2 separate regions of the Homo sapiens genome follow, and region 2 is linked to region 1. Evidence: chromatin loops called from intact Hi-C (ENCODE). Cell type or tissue: mammary epithelial cell. All regions are shown on one strand.

Region 1 (8,000 bases):
TTTTCATTATTTTCTAGAAAACAGAGAAAGGAGAAATCTATGTCAGTTTCAGGTTCATGACAAATCTCTCATTTGGAACAAGTTTCAGAGTCTTCCTCCCTGTAGTGAGCCCTTTGGAAGTGATGGCTGTCAAGGACTAAGATGATTCAGCCAGGATGCAGGCGATCTCTACATTTTGCTTTCCTTTTTAAAGCAGTTTTCACATCACCTAGGCTAATGACTCAAAAGTGAGTTCTTAGAAAAGAATGTTTAGAGCAAGTATGAAATCCTTTATGTCCATTGCTTGTATTTTATTTGAAAAGTATTAGAGTAAGACAGTCTTTCAGTGGGGTAGGTAAAAGATGTACACTACTGCTCGTGGAAATGGGAAATTAAGCTAATGTCTGCTCATTTAAGCCCCACGTCTGACCCACCAAAAAATGGAACCAATTTTTATTTTAAACTTTCTATTAATTTAGGAATGCTAGTTTCAATGTAATATATTTTTCAAGTACCTGGGCTTCTATCATGCAAACATTGCTTTTATTATATATTTTTCATAAAAAGAAGGAGTCTTAGTGGGTGCTCAGAAAGTCTTGATGGATATAGAACTAAATAAAATTTTACACCTAAGCCAAGGTTAAATGGTAGATAGTAAAACTCTACCTTCAAGAATCTATTCTAAAGATATGATTTAGTACATTAACAAGTATGTTCATAGAACTAGTTATATAATAGACAAAAATGAAACTTTAAATGTTCATCAGTAAGGAATTATTTTTAGTAAATTATATATTTGTATGAAGGAATATGATACATTCACTGAAATTAATAGGAATATATATTTTGTGGAGAGAAAATCACAAGCTAAAAACTATTACTCATTATATAAGTATTAGCTGATTTATATAGTATTATATATGCATTTTATAATAATATTAAAATATATGTAAAATTATGCACATATAGGCATATAATCATCTGGCAGAATTTTCACCAAAAGCAAGCAGACTTTGTTTCTCACTGGTGGAATCTGACATGAATTTTACTGTCGTCTTTATGTTTTTTGTAAGGTTTGCCTTTTCAATGAACACTCTCTTTTTTAATGGAGACTTTCAGATCTGTGATTCCAATACTTTATTTTTTTTAACTTATATATCTCTGTCACTTACAAAATGCCTGGTACATGGTAATTAATAAATATTTATTGAATTAATGCATTATTTGATATTGAGAAAAATATCCTGATACTTTAAAGAATCACATAGTTCAAGAACCTAAATATTACAAGTAACTAGTTTTATTCCTTTAAAAATCCATGCTTACCTGATATTGTCTTGGAGGATTATTGAAACTATTTAGATGGAAATCTTCTGAGCTCCTTATACTTGGTTGTTTATTGTGCCCAACCTGTAATTTGAAAAGATTTAGAAATGGATTCCTACTTACATTTTCTTTTAAATAAAGTAGTGAGATTAGTTATCTAATGAACTAATAGTCTTACATACACAAATTATCTATATGTATAGTGCCATTTATCTTGCTTAGTATTCTGTCTTCCAAGACAAATCAGTGACATTTTAGGTGTGTTCAGTTTGTTAATGGCTGTTTGTTAGAGGTTGTCTGAGGAGTCTCTTAGACTTTGTGGCTGCCAATCACGTTGTCATGAGAATCACGCGTTAACCTTCTCACAGATGAATGCATGGTAGAGAAAGAGTCAAACAAATTGAGGAAATAATGGTGGTGATCTCAGAAGTCCATTGATGGGGGATCAACAGTGCCACCTGATTAACTAAGACATCCACACCTGAAGCAGGGTCTGATGTGGATCCTGCAGAAACACCAGGGTAAGACTGTGGTGGAGCAGAATTCAGTTTCAAAAAAAGCTCTAATTAATGTTTGAATTTTAGGTACTGTATACTATCCCATTTGGGCAGCACTTTTCAAATTAAAATACATTAACCCAAATAGGCAAATAACAAAAAATTAAAGCAATCTGCAATAAAGCATACCTTATTAACATGCTAAGAGGATGATTTAAAACCTCTTTAATGCATTTTCTGAATTAAAATCCTTGCATTCACTTCAGTGCTTTGCTTTGATACTTTAAATAGCCACATACTGAATTAAAACAGCTACTCAGACATTCATCTATATATTCAAGTATATATTGAGGGTCCTCAAAATGTAAGGTGCTGTGCTAGGCTCTGTGTATAAATGAACATAAGCAATTATGGTATAGCTGAGTTATGGTAACAGCTCAATTATGAAAAATATGGCAAGATTGATAAGATTAATAATAAACAATATATAAATTTGAAAATAGCATCATTTTTCATGTATCTATTATTTCCTTTTTCTTTTACTCACTCTAAAAATTTTAGTGTCCATATAATTTTACTTATACTGAATTTTAAAACCACTCTGATAAATTACATAATTCATCAAATTAACCAAAGAGAGGCAGTTTAGGTTCCCAAAACGAGCACTTGAAGGGAACCTCAAGGATAAATACCATCTGGCTTTGCCACAAGCTAGCCATGGAACAGAGGCAAGATGCTTCAACTTTCTATAACCTTGTCTGACAATGAAGGAAGTGGTCTACCTAGTTTCTATCATTCAAGCCCCACTAATTTATGAATTTGTGAAATGCATAAAAACTTCCACATAACATCTTAAATAATATAATGGGAACCCTGGCTTTGAAACTATGATTTATGCCTTAAGAACATCATAAAAGGTGAAGACCAGTGTGAAGCTCCCACTAAGCCCATTATGATAAAGCATGCAGGTAAGGGCAGGCTCATAACCATCATGTCTCTGATTTATTTACCATCTATTCATTAACTCACCATTGACATTTTGGGCTAGATAATTCTTTGGTGTAGGTGGTCTCCTGTGCATTATGGAATGCTTAGCAGCACCCCTGGCCTCTAATCTACAGACTAGATGCCAGTCACAGCTCCCACCACCCCCTATTGTGCCAACCAAACATATCTGTAGGTATTATCAAAGGCACCAGATTAGGAGTGGAGGGCACAATCACCCCTGGGTGAGAATCACTGGTATAGTTAAATGGCATAAAACTAAATATAAACTCACATGAAGCATTTTTATGGGTCTAGTTTTTTTCTAAGTATTAAATACCAAGTTTTGGATGCATATATAACATATTTTATTTTCAGAAAAAAATTCTAGTCAGTTTCTAATACATCATAGAAATTCAGTAAATATTTCATAAAAAACTTAATGATACAGAGAAGAGTAAACCTATCCAATGGTGCAAGGAAGTATTATTACCACTTGGTGGCAGAAAATCCTAATATATAATTGTTTCCATGTACAATTATTTAATGTCTGGAAATCCAAGTCTGCAACACGTTTGTACATAAAAGAAAATTCAATTTGAAAATTGAATAGTATTTAAAGCTTAGGGATTTGGGTATTTATAGATGGTGCCAACATGTATACTGTCATAGAGGTTGGAAGTGGGAAGCTTGTTGACTACAAGCAAGAAGGACTGGATGCAAGCTTTGTTCCTAATATGGAAATAAACACTCTCTCCAATTCTGAATGAACCACTGCCTGCCCCCTTTGTTAATACCTTCTACCACATTTTATGCATTCTTTATTCATTTTCTTTTTCATTTCCTAATAATTAGTTTGATATTAACATTTCTCATCTTGTAGGTTCATTTTAGGATTAGAGTGAGCAATACTAATAACTTGTTTCTAATTCGTTAAAAAGAACAAGTAATTTTAAGTCTTTAAAGTTTCTTATATTGCTGGATACAGGAACAGTTCATGGAGTCACCTATTTCCCACAAGCAGTAAATGTCCTGCAGCTGGGAACAGAGCAATGAACTGAAAAGGTATGGACAATATATTCAGTCAGCAGTGAATGCAGATATGAAATGAAGCTGTGTTATACAGTGCTTATAAACATATTGCTCTGAATCAAGTGGATGTTGGTTCAAATTCAGGCTCTGTCACTTGTTTGAAATGGGACTTGAGGCAAATCATTTCACCTCTATATCCTTGGGATCCTCAGATACAGAATAGGGAAAATAATATTACCTACCTTCCAGAGCTATTGCAAGAATTAAAGAGATGGGGTATAGAGAATATATAGTTTGAAATACACTGGACATTCTATAATTGTCAAGAGCTATTATTTTACAGAAAGATAAATATCTACTATGTGGCTTTAGGTCTATTTCATGGTTAACTTTAATCTACACATACCCCTTTACTTATGATGGGGTTACGTCATGATAAATCCATTGTAAGTAAGTTGAAAATGCACTTAATACACCTAACTACTGAACATCATAACTTAGCCTAGCTGACCTTAACCATACTCAGAACACTTTCCTTAGCTTACAGTTGGGCAAAAGCATCTAGCACAAAACCTATTTTATATTAAAGTTATTATACAAAATTTGAATCAACATTCAAACTTTGAAGTACAGTTTCTACTGAACACATATTGCTTTCACACCATCATAAAGGTGAAAAATCATGAAGTTGAACTCCGGTAAGTCTGGGACTGTCTGTAGTCAATTCATCCTAGAGATATTTTGCCAAATATTACTTTTTACTGATGTGCCCAAGTCCATGACTAAGTCCTTCAGGGAATGAAATAGTCAGTGATTCACGCATTCAGATGAGCATTATAACCTCCTAAGCTCTACCCTACATGGTTTAAAAACCTGCCCTAAGACGACAACTGGAATGTGATCTGTTCAGAAGGTGGAACAGGGCAGTTATTCAAGAAGTTATCTGGCATTTTGAGGTTTACACATGTAATAGACTATGGAAGAGATCAACTTTTAATTTATGCTATCCTTTCAGACTGTACATCTGAACAGCTAATGCTAGCAACCACCAAACTCAGTGACCTTTAGAGTTAAAGGATATGACTGAAGATAATGAATAGGTCTGCTTATTATCTGAAAAGCTAATGCTAGCAACCACCAGTCAGTGACCTTTAGAGTTAAAGGATACGGTCAGAGATAATGAATAAGTATGCTTACCTTGTTTCAAAATGTATTTTTATATATGGTTCATCCTACTGACATCTATGGTGCACCTGGAGCAGATGTGAAGGCAGTGTTTGTGCAGCTAACTAAATACTTTAAAATTCAAGAGGTCAGAGAGAGAAGACCTGAGTGAATCAGAAATTCACTTACCATCTTAGATATAGATGTTATGAAAAAGATTAAGCATAAGCCATATGAGTTGGGTAGGAAAGAATGAACCATGAGAGTTTTTCTTAGTATGCATACACTAGGGCCAAACCATCTCATTAGCAATGGGCAAAAATTATTTGAAATATAAATGATTGCCTTAAAAAATCTTCTCAGGAATACAGTTTAATGTATGTCGTAAAACCAAGCCATGTGAAATGTGTCTCAAGTTTTGTTCACCACAAGCTCATATGGCAGGGGAAAAGAGATACTTGTGTTGATTTAAGCCTCCAAGAATCAAATGCCAAGACTGAGTTGGAAGTATGAGATGTACCCAGGATTATACCTATGAGAGATAAAGGGAAGTGGAACGGGAGAAGGCGGAGAAATCCTCTCCACTGTGAGGCTCTGCTCACCTGTGAAAGGGGGAGAGGTAAGACGATTGTCTGGGAAAGTCAGTCAGCCCAACAGGGAACGGCACATCTCTGTAGCTGCCAGAAGACACACTTACACAAAAGGCTCTCTAGATTGTTAAACTGACAGTGGAATCAACATTTTATTCCAGACTTCACAACTGAGGTCAGACATCACAGGTTTAGTATTTCTAAAATACTAAACAGTTTGTTTTAAGCTATGATTAAAATATGTGTTATTGAAAAGTGTAACTCTCATTTACAATATATAATATACATTTTGCTGATGGTTAAATTTTAATTTTCCACATTTTTAGAGAAGCTACAGGGAAAATAAAATTATTTCATTTGATAGATACCATATTTTCTATCATAAAGAAAAGGCATTTTGATTTTATTTTAATTTTTCTCTTATCTGTCCAGTGACTTATTATACATCCTTCATGCTTTCAGGATGAGTATTTTCTTACTGGAAAAATATAAGAGCCAATTACACTGACCTATCTTTGCAAAAAATTTATTGAGATTTTTAAAACCAAATAACAACAAGAGCCATTTCTTTATAATATGAGTATATTACATTTGCGTAGTGTTTACGATTTTCAAAGTACCAATTTAATCTTTCCAATATGCTTGTGTGATGGGTTGTACAACTTGATTATTTCTGTTTTATAGATGAGGAAACTAAGGTTCAGAGAAGTTAAATGAATTGCTGAAGGGGCAGAGATGTACACTTATTATAAGATCTCAATCTTCTGAGTACTTAGTTCAATACTGTTACTCTATCAATTTCCAAAGTGCAGTTTTGATAAGGAAGGAAAAGCAGTGAATATAAAATATTGATCAAACATGGTGAATTTTATATCTTCATATTAATCCATTATATATGTTATACGTAGTCAACTGTATATTATATGAAGTCAGTACATGTACCCCTTGGTATCCATGGGGGATTGGTTCCAAGACCCTCCTTCTGAGCACACCAAAATCCACTGATGCCCAGACCCCTTATAAAAAATGGTGTACTATTTCCATATAACTTACTTACTCATAGCCACTGGTATAACTTAAATCATCTCTAGTACTTACAATGCTCGATATAATTTTATGTAACTGATAAATATTGTTATACTCTACTGTTTTTTAAATTTGTATTATTCTTATGATCATATTATTTTTGATGTTTTTATTTAATATTTTTGACCTGTAGTTGGTTGAATCTGTGAATGCAGAACATATGGACATGGAGGGTGGACTGTGTATGTGTGTGATATTTAATTGAAATGCCCTTTGCAAAACTGTAAAACAATTTTGTCATATCACACATTTTGTAGATCATAAATGGGAGTTAGGTGGAAAGGAAAAGAGCCATAACCATCTCCTTGGAATATTCAATTAAGAATCAGAAGTCTGCATTGTGAATGCACTTAATGCTCCTGAACTATATGCTTAAAAATGGTTAAAATGGTAAATTTTATGCTATATATATTTTATAACAATGAAAATAAATATAAAAAAGAAGTCAGTTGCCTGTATATGTCAACCCCAAGGGTTGCTATGAATATTTAGGTTTTGGAGAGGGACACTGTTATTCTTGAGACTAATAATTCATAACCTCTTATCCGTAAGAAAACATAATGGGCCATATTGTCAATTATAACACAACAATAACATTACTAGCTGAAATGTCACCCCTTTCTTTTTCCTTTAAGCATTTCAATATTTAAAATACATAGAGTGAAGTTAAACTGGTAAGATAGACTTAATTATATAGTGCTTGGTACACATGTTAAAAATGATTGGGACCACACAATATGTCACCAGGAATGACTGAATTCTTTTCTGAATATATCCACTAACTAGGGAAGGCTTTGAGAAATTAAATCATTTCACCTTACTCCAGTTTTCTTATGTGATATGTGCAGATAATTTACTTCACACAAACAAAAGAATTTACTAAAATGTCCTAGCAAATTATAAAATTGTTTGGGCCAGGCACGGTGGCTGATGCCTGTAATCCCAGCACTTTGGGAGGCTGAGGTAGGTGGATCACTTGAGTCCAGGAGTTTGAGTTCAACACTAGCCTGGGCAACATGGCGAAACCCCATCTCTACAGAAAATACTAAAAATTAGCCAGGCGTGGTGGTGCTCACCTGCACTCCCAGCTATTTGGGAGGTTGAGGTGGGAGGATCACCTGAGCCTGGGAGGTCCAGGCTGCAGCAAGCCATGATGGCACCAGTGCACTCCAGCCTGGGTGATAGAGACCCTGTCTCAAAAACTAAAATGAAATAAAAATAAAACGTTTTGAGTTGAATACCTTTTGGAGGTAAGCTATTTCATATTCTTTCAGTAACATTTTCCCCTTTATCTTTCTGTCTGTACACCTTTCCTTCTGTACATTCACGCATTCTTTCTTTC
Region 2 (8,000 bases), 160 kb after region 1:
AAAATGACTAACTTGGACTAAAATATTCAGATGAATTTTGAATTTTATGGCATAAAGTTTTATTGCACTACTGAGCTTCAGTCTGGTTCACACAGATCTGAGGAATCAGGAAGTGGGAGCAAGGTCACAAAAAAGGGATGATGGCAAATGTTGGTATCAGTCACTTTCCATGACCTGCCTCAGGCAAAAAAAAAAAAAAAAAAAAGACTACATTTCTTTTTGGAAGAGCACATTCTCTTGTAATTTTATAGGAAATCACATGCCGATCTTAGTGTCCAAGATTCCCTTCCATGGCAGGCAAGCAGGTCTCTAACTACGTTTATTTCTTTCATCTAAAATGGGCATGCTCTGAGTGTGAGAGTGTGCCTATATGCATGGGGAAGCAGCACCTTCTGAGAAAATGCGACTGGATGTAGCCCTTTTCTGTGAAGGCTCAGAGACATAATTGGGTCAATGCCTCAAGGTGGTCAGATCCTGGGAACCAGGCTCATGCTTACTAAAATGCACAAAAGAACTGGTGTTAGCCGTGGAAAAAACAACTGTCACAGCAATAAAAGACGTAGAACAAGCACATTCTTCTCCTGTGGTAAGCAACATGGGAAGCTGTTGAGAAACCATGAAAAGTGCCTGCCTCACAGCCCAGAAATATCTGAAAGCCTTAATGTCCACTCACCTCTCCCTGTAGGCAGACCTAGGAGTGATTTGAGATGTTCCTTTGCGAACCTTGACTTACAGCAAGGGGACTGAAGTCTCTTTCTCAGAAAGCTTTTTCCCTGCCCTGCACTCTGCAAGGCAGCAGCTCCATCATGCAATGAAACTTACTTGGGCTCATAAGCACTGACATGCTGATGAAGCTAAAACTTGTCCTATAGTGTCTCATCCCGACAGAGGGTACTCATTTATGGGTATTTCACAAGTACGCCACACTTTGTGGGGGCTTTTGAGTAACAAATATTGCTCTTTAATCACATTCTTCAGATTACAACATATTTGCGATTGTGTTTTCCCCTTCATATTGGCTCCACTGCTTCTCATGAAACAAATCCCAGTTCAACTTGGATATTTGGATCATAAAGTGTCTCACACTGAGGGGTGATTTTTTTTAACGCTATCTGTCTGGCAAAGGCTTGCAGACTTGCCCTGCCTTTCTAGTTATCTTCTTGGAAATCTTTGGCTTTTGAATCACCTTTTGTGCTTTCAGGTTAACGAAGTAATTGAAGTATAATTGTTCCCATTTTATGAATGAGGGAAATGAGGTATAGAATGCTTTCCTGCTAAAGCTGCAAGATGGCAAAGCTGGTTTCTAGTGTGTGAATCAAACCAGGAGCTCTCTTCAGTACCTGGCACTGCCTTTGTTGCAGGATTTTTCCTTAGTTCAGCTGAAGACAGGGTCCTTGTCCATCGCATGGCCATGAAAATTTAGGCTCATAGACAGTTTGAAGGGTGAGTAAAGCAGGGTTTTATTGGGTGAAAAGGAAGAAAAGGGGGAAACAGAGACTCTCCACAAGGCCAGGGTCCCGTTAGAGTGCTTCCCTCCAGCAGTTTGAATTCCAGGTTCCACACACCGTAAGAGGAGGGGCCAGGCTCCTCCCAGCTGCAGACGGGGCAAACTTCCCAAGGATCCACCTCAGTGAGCATTCCTCCCAGCGCGCAGGCCAGTAGGAGTTTGCCAGGGACCCACTCCCATCTGACTGGCTCATCTTCATCAATGCCTGAGCCCTCAGTACTCTGGAAATGTATGTAACATTTCCTCTCCTTCTGTCTTAGCAATAGATCTTCCAGGATGAGTAATGGCAAGATGTGCAGAACTACCCACAGCTCCTACTAATTCAGAAGGAAGTAATTTGAGAATGAATCATAGAGAAAATTTTCAAATGCCTTCTTACAGGTATTAAACATTCAGTTACATGATACAATTAACTGCTGCCATCATATCACATGGTAAACTAGTTTGAATAGGGACTTTCTGTGCCACGTTACAGGCCATACAGTAGCATTTTTAGGTCATGGAGTATGAAGACATATGTTGAAATCCCAACTCAGCCACTTAATGGCTTTTTTACCTTGAGAAAGTGACTTAAACTCCCTAAGCTTTAATTTCTCCAGCTGTAATTACTGTATGACAAATGTCAGTACATCAAGCATTTTGTGAGGTTTAAATGAGATAATGTGTAGAAAACTCAGCATGATTGTAGAAGAATAAGTACTAAATATAGAAGTAGTGATACTAGTAATAGTAATCTTTGGAGGACACTAACATATTATTACAAATGTGTTTCATAAATTATCTCATTGTATCATTGTATTATCACCATCTTACAGATGAGAAAACAGAAACTTACAGAACTTTAATCACCTGCCCAAGACCAGGTTAAGTGCCAGAGATGACACTCACATGTCCTCAGATTCTAAATTCTCTCTGCTTTCCCTTATAACAAGTGGCCCCAATGGGAAATGTGTTCAGTATTGGTCATGGTGTGGTTGATGAGGTCAGCTTATTGTTGGAGGGCTCAGGAAGGTCCCCAGATGCTAGTGAAACCCTAGCCCCAGCCAGTATCCAGGTTCTTGACACCATCACAAGAAAGGATTTGGGAATGAGTCAGAATGATGCGAAAGACAAGAAGCTTGTATTGTGAAGAGAAAGTACACACGTAAGAGAGAAGTGCAGGCATGCTCATGAGAACAAGTCACACACAAAGGAATTTTCTATTCTAATGTGCTCCTCTCAATTAGGGGGTGGAATAATCATGAGGTTTTCTAGGAAAAAAAGGTGGTGATTTCTTAGAATTGGGGTGGCACCTATTTTTATGGGCTTGCTCGGATCTGTTGTGGTGCTGGTGGGTGTGTAATTTAGTATGGTAATGAGCATATAATTAGGTCTGGATAGGGCATGGGTCAAATCCACCACCATGTTGGACTTAGCCAGTTTCAACCAGGTTATCCCATATCCTTTCTGTTAGGGTCTTATCAGCCTAGGCTCATCCTTGTCATTGAAGCTAATTTTTTTTTTTTTTTTTTTTTTAGATGGACTCTTGCTGTGTCACCAGGCTGGAGTGCAGTGGCGTGATCTCGGCTTACTGCAACCTCTGCCTCCCGGCTCCAGCAATTCTCAAGCCTCAGCCTCCCAAGTAGCTGGGATTATGGGTGCACACCATCATGACCAGCTAATTTTTTTGTATTTTTAGTAGAGACAAGGTTTCACCATGTTGGCCAGGATGGTCTTGATCTCTTGACCTCGTGAAATGCCCACCTTGGTCTCTCAAAGTGCTGGGATTACAGGCCCAACGCACCCAGCCTGTAGCTAATTTTAACAGCTCCTTTCTTGCTGCCATATGAAATTGCTGCTTGACATTTTCTCGCTTCTGTGACCACCCAGTATTCCTGTCTCAAGATGAAGTTGTGGCAGGCTGGGGACATGGGCTTCCGAAACTGGAGTTAATTTTACTATTGACTAGAATGATATTAGACTATTTGTATAATAAAGTAGATCTGTTTAACACTATGTGCCTAACACTGTGCTAGTTGCTTTAACTCTTATGACCACTCTCTAAAGAAAGCATTTATTATTGACATTTACAGACTAAAAAACTGAATGTTAGGAAAGGTAAATGGCTTGTCTAAGGTAATATCTTGGCACATGGTTAGGTCAATGCTTAAATCTAAAGCTGGTGCACTTTTCAATGGGTCCCATTGCTTCTAATGAATGTAGCTAGCCCCCAGTTTTCTTATCTACAAATTGTACCTGTATTGCAGTACTGTGTGAAGGCGAGATGAGATGACACAAAGTAAAACACTTAGAATAAGGCCTGGCACATAACAGGCAACAGAATCCTCATCTCTTCCTCTTTATTTACCTAAAGAGACAGTGGCCCAGAATGAAGAAAGACAGGTACAGAGACACGGGCTTTATCTCTGAGTGACATCTGCAGGCAGCTCAGTGACATTAGAATTGGATTTTTTTGTGTCAAAACGGTTATCTCTCTGTGAGCTCTGTGCATAGACTGATGGATATGTGATCTTTGCAGGATGGAATTGAACAGTAGAGCTAATTGCTTTAGGAAGTTTACTATATATGGGAAGTATAAATCTCATGAAAAACAACTGGTGGTAAGAGAAAAGAGAGACACTCTTAACCACAAATCTCCCATATTCCACTCTCTAGCTCCAACATATACCCTGTCTGCATTACAAGCAGGGAAAGAGGCAAAGATCTAGTATTTTGTACTTATTCATCTCATGCATCCATGTATCCATCCATTCAACCATCAATATTTATTCAGCAGTTACTCTGTGCCAAGCTCTCTGTTAAGAAAGAGAGGGGATGAACAATCAGATAAGACATGATCCATGACCTAAAGAAGCTTATGGTCTAGGAGGGAAACCAATAAATACACTAAAATCAAAATACAGAGCTCTGGGTGCTTGGATAGATAAAGTAATGTCTGGGTCCCGCGAGATCACAGAAAAGGGGAATTTAAATTAACCAAAGTGTCCAGTAAGTCTTCCTGAAGGAGGCAAGCCATGAGCTAAGCGTTGGAGGAGAGTGTTAGACAAGGCCCTTGGCTTGAAATAACAAGAGGTGCTCCATCTTATGAGCTGTCATGGAGGGAAGCAGAGGAATATTGGGTGGCTTCATCATAAACTTCCATATTTGGATGATGCATCATAACCTTCTCAACACTTTTACACAAGATCATTCCTCCTATTCTGTTACTTTTGTCTTAGAAATTCTACATAACTCTCCAGTGTTTTAAAAACATATATAACTCTTCAAACTTTTAAAGATAAACTGTTTATCACTATTTTTACATATCAAAATAAAAATAATATTCTATCTCCAGTGAGGACAGATTTGAGCTACTCCAAGATGCAAGTAATGAAGCGTAATACAAGTAATAAAGCTAGGCCCTATCAGATCTCATTTAATTTCTCTGTGGTTGTAAAAATAGCACAAAGCTTTGAAATACAAAATGTATTCCCTTTTAAAAAATATTTTCCTTAAAGTATAGTAACTTTGTCAGCCCCTCAGTGCTAATATCACTCATGTTAATATTGAGATACTTTCTTAGGAATAGCATGTGATGCATCAGTGTCTAAGAAATAATAAAAGGATAAACATAGCATCAAGACTTCTGAATGCTTGTGTATATTACTGAAAATTAGTATATATCAGTCTAACCTCATTAAATTCTTAGACAGTGAATGTGTGTCTGTATTCAGAATTTTATTTTCATGTTCTTGGGAAATGATGAGTGGAAGAACATTTATGTAGTATTGAATTAATATTAAAAAGAAATTGATTATATCTTTCAAGGGTTTATTAAGCAATTGCTCTATTTAAGTCACTATGGTAAATTATATGCACATAGACATTAAACAAAAACAGAATCTCTGGCTTCAAGAGCCTCGTGATTTAACTGTATGGGAGACCAGAAAATAAACTGGAGGAGTCATGCAGAGTGCTCCAGGAGGAAGCCTATGGGAGATACATAACTAAAAAATCCTTAGGGATGAGAGGAGCCAAGGAAGGTTTCCTAGAGAACGAATAAGACATATGCTACATATGACATATAGGACAGCTTTTTCCGGACAAAGAAAGCAGAAAACTATGTACTAGACAAAGAGAGGAGCATGTGCAAGGACATACAAATAGGGAGGCAGTAGTTTGGACAGTATCAATAAATGATTAAGGCCGAGTGCAGTGGCTCACACCTGTAATCCCAGCACTTTGGGAGGCTAAAGTGGGAGGATTGCTTGAGGCCAGGAGTTCAAAATCAGCCTGGGCAACATAGCAAGTCCCCATCCCTCCAAAAAAAATTATCTGGGCATGGTGGCACATGCCATGCCTGTAGTCAGTCCTAGCTACTCAGGAAGCCAAAGCAGGAGGTTTCGAGACTACAGTGAACTATAATTGTCCAACTGTGCTCCAGCCTGGGTGACAAAGCAAGGCTCTGTCTCTAAACAGATAGACTGATAGATGATAGATGATAGATAGATAGATAGATAGAAGAGTGAGAAAGAATAAAAGAAAGAAAGAAAGAAAGAAAGAAAGAGAAAAAGAAAGAAAGGAAAGAAAGAAAGAGAAAGAAAGAAAAGAAAGAAAGAGAAAGAAAGAGAAAGAAAAGAAAAGAAAAGAAAGTTACAAATAAATAATTAAAATGATGAAAGTATGGATCTGGGCCGGATAGGAAGAATCTCATAGCTTGGGAAAAGATGGAGGACTTAAGTACTGCTAGTTTTAATGAGGTCTCCGAACGTATATTGCACAAATAAGGTTTATAACAAGTCCATGAAATGTCCTTGAAATGAGCGGATGAAATGGAGTGAGAAGGAAGGTCATTGGAATGGAGAGGGTCAAGGAACTTTAACAATGGGATACTTTATGGCCATCATGTGGACACTGATGTCCTCAAGATGCTAGAAGCTCTTGGAGCTACAGAGAAAGACTGTGATCCTGGTGTCAACACTGTGTCTACCTCCTCTGCTCCTGGGAGCTCCTCCTCTGCTCCTAGAGCAAATTGTACAATTAAGTTGATTGGAATTATGAAAATCCATGATCTTGAACCTAATTTCTTCAGACCTACTAAGGAAGTCTCATATGATTTCCAGTTTCCTTCACAACCATTTCCAGCCTTCACAATTCACAAGCTGTATCAGCTTCCTCCTCATTCTCAGCAGATTTACTCACCTTCTGCCTTACAGACCAAAGTGAGGCCCACCAAAGCAAACATCTCAACTTCTTTCTCCACCTAAAAACTTGCCTGGCATCTACACTACTCCTCTTTGTGTCTCACTTTCCTAAGCTACCATTAAAATATGGGATAATAATTATATACATCTAACAATGTTATGGGGGAGGTTAAATAACATATATAATCCTTAGGCAGGTATAGCACATAGAGATCAATGCTTATTAATTATCATTATTGCTATTACTCTGGTTGTTGTTGAAACCCATCCTCAACCCCTATCTTCACAGTCCCATCCCAGGCTGCCTCATTTATCTCCTCATTCTCCTGTATTTTCTGCATTTTCCTCTCTAGTAGTTGTTTTCTTCCTCTCAGCATATAAGATCAATTATTTCACATCTGTAAAAAAGCTTCTTTCTCTGCTTTTATTCCTCTTCCAAGTCACTGCCCTGCATTTTTCCTTTGCTTCACATTGAGTTCCCGGAAATCTACTCAGAGCCTGCTGTGTACCCTGGTGTGGTGGCACATGCCTGTAGTTCTTGCTACTCAGGAGGCTGAGGCAGGAGAATCACTTGAGCTCAGGAGTTTGAGGCTGCAGTGAGCTATGACTGTGCCACTGCACTCCAGCCTGGGTGACAGAACTTAAACAAACAGACAAGCAAACAAACAAAAAACTCAAAGAATCTGCTGTGTCCACTTCCTTCTCTTGATGTGAAAATACGAACCCACCACATTTTGTCCTCTGCCCTGCAGAAACTGCTTTTCAAAAGTTGCTTATAATGTACAAGATGTTAAATCTAATGAATGTTTTTTGGGTTTTATGTTATTTTAATCTTCAGTAATAGTGACACTGTCAAGAGTTCCATTCCTCCCTCCCCTTCTCCCTTTCTCCTTCAGTGCTTTTATTCTTTTATAACATTAGATCCCCCTGCTTAGTGTGTTATTTAGTACACTGTTAGTCCTCAATAAGTATTTGTGGAATAAAAATATATTTGATAAGAATAATATATTACACAACAATACATGTTCTTTGGAGAGTAGGTATATTTTAGTGTCTAAGGATTAGTGTGTCTGAGCTATGGACATACTTAGGGTAGGAAGCTGACTGTATTAGTGTAGAAATTAGGCCATCCCCTGAACTGTCTTTTCTTAATGGGATAAAAACCCAATGAGCAAGTACCTAAAAGATAATATTTAAAATTATCCAGGTCTTATTTTTGCTATGTTTAGTAGAAAGAGATGAATTATAACAGAACAAGCTCATTTACTGTAAAATTGGTCTTACCATCTTGTTTTATTTTTTACTAGCTC

What was found. Peaks named below come from ENCODE experiments on the same cell type or tissue, not always from the same donor. Only the 100,000 strongest peaks of a DNase experiment are listed, where the experiment ranks them.
Region 2: it touches region 1 in a loop (16-fold over the local background); 3 of 110 quality-filtered maps call a loop at or near these places.

What each region holds. Positions count from the first base shown.
Region 1 is chr11:101,453,713-101,461,712 of GRCh38, forward strand. It overlaps TRPC6 (transient receptor potential cation channel subfamily C member 6), which reads right to left. Exons shown (of 13, transcript NM_004621.6): 11 at 1,306-1,389; 12 at 1-13. Among named protein-coding and RNA genes, the nearest start is that of MIR3920, 62 kb to the right of the region's middle. In mammary epithelial cell, a CTCF peak has its summit at 3,266 (motif pointing right); no DNase peak of the experiment used is centred here; H3K27me3 peaks cover 120 bases.
Region 2 is chr11:101,616,310-101,624,309 of GRCh38, forward strand. No RefSeq gene overlaps it. Among named protein-coding and RNA genes, the nearest start is that of TRPC6, 36 kb to the left of the region's middle. In mammary epithelial cell, no CTCF peak of the experiment used is centred here; DNase peaks (open chromatin) are centred at 1,842 and 2,582; H3K27ac peaks cover 1,522 bases.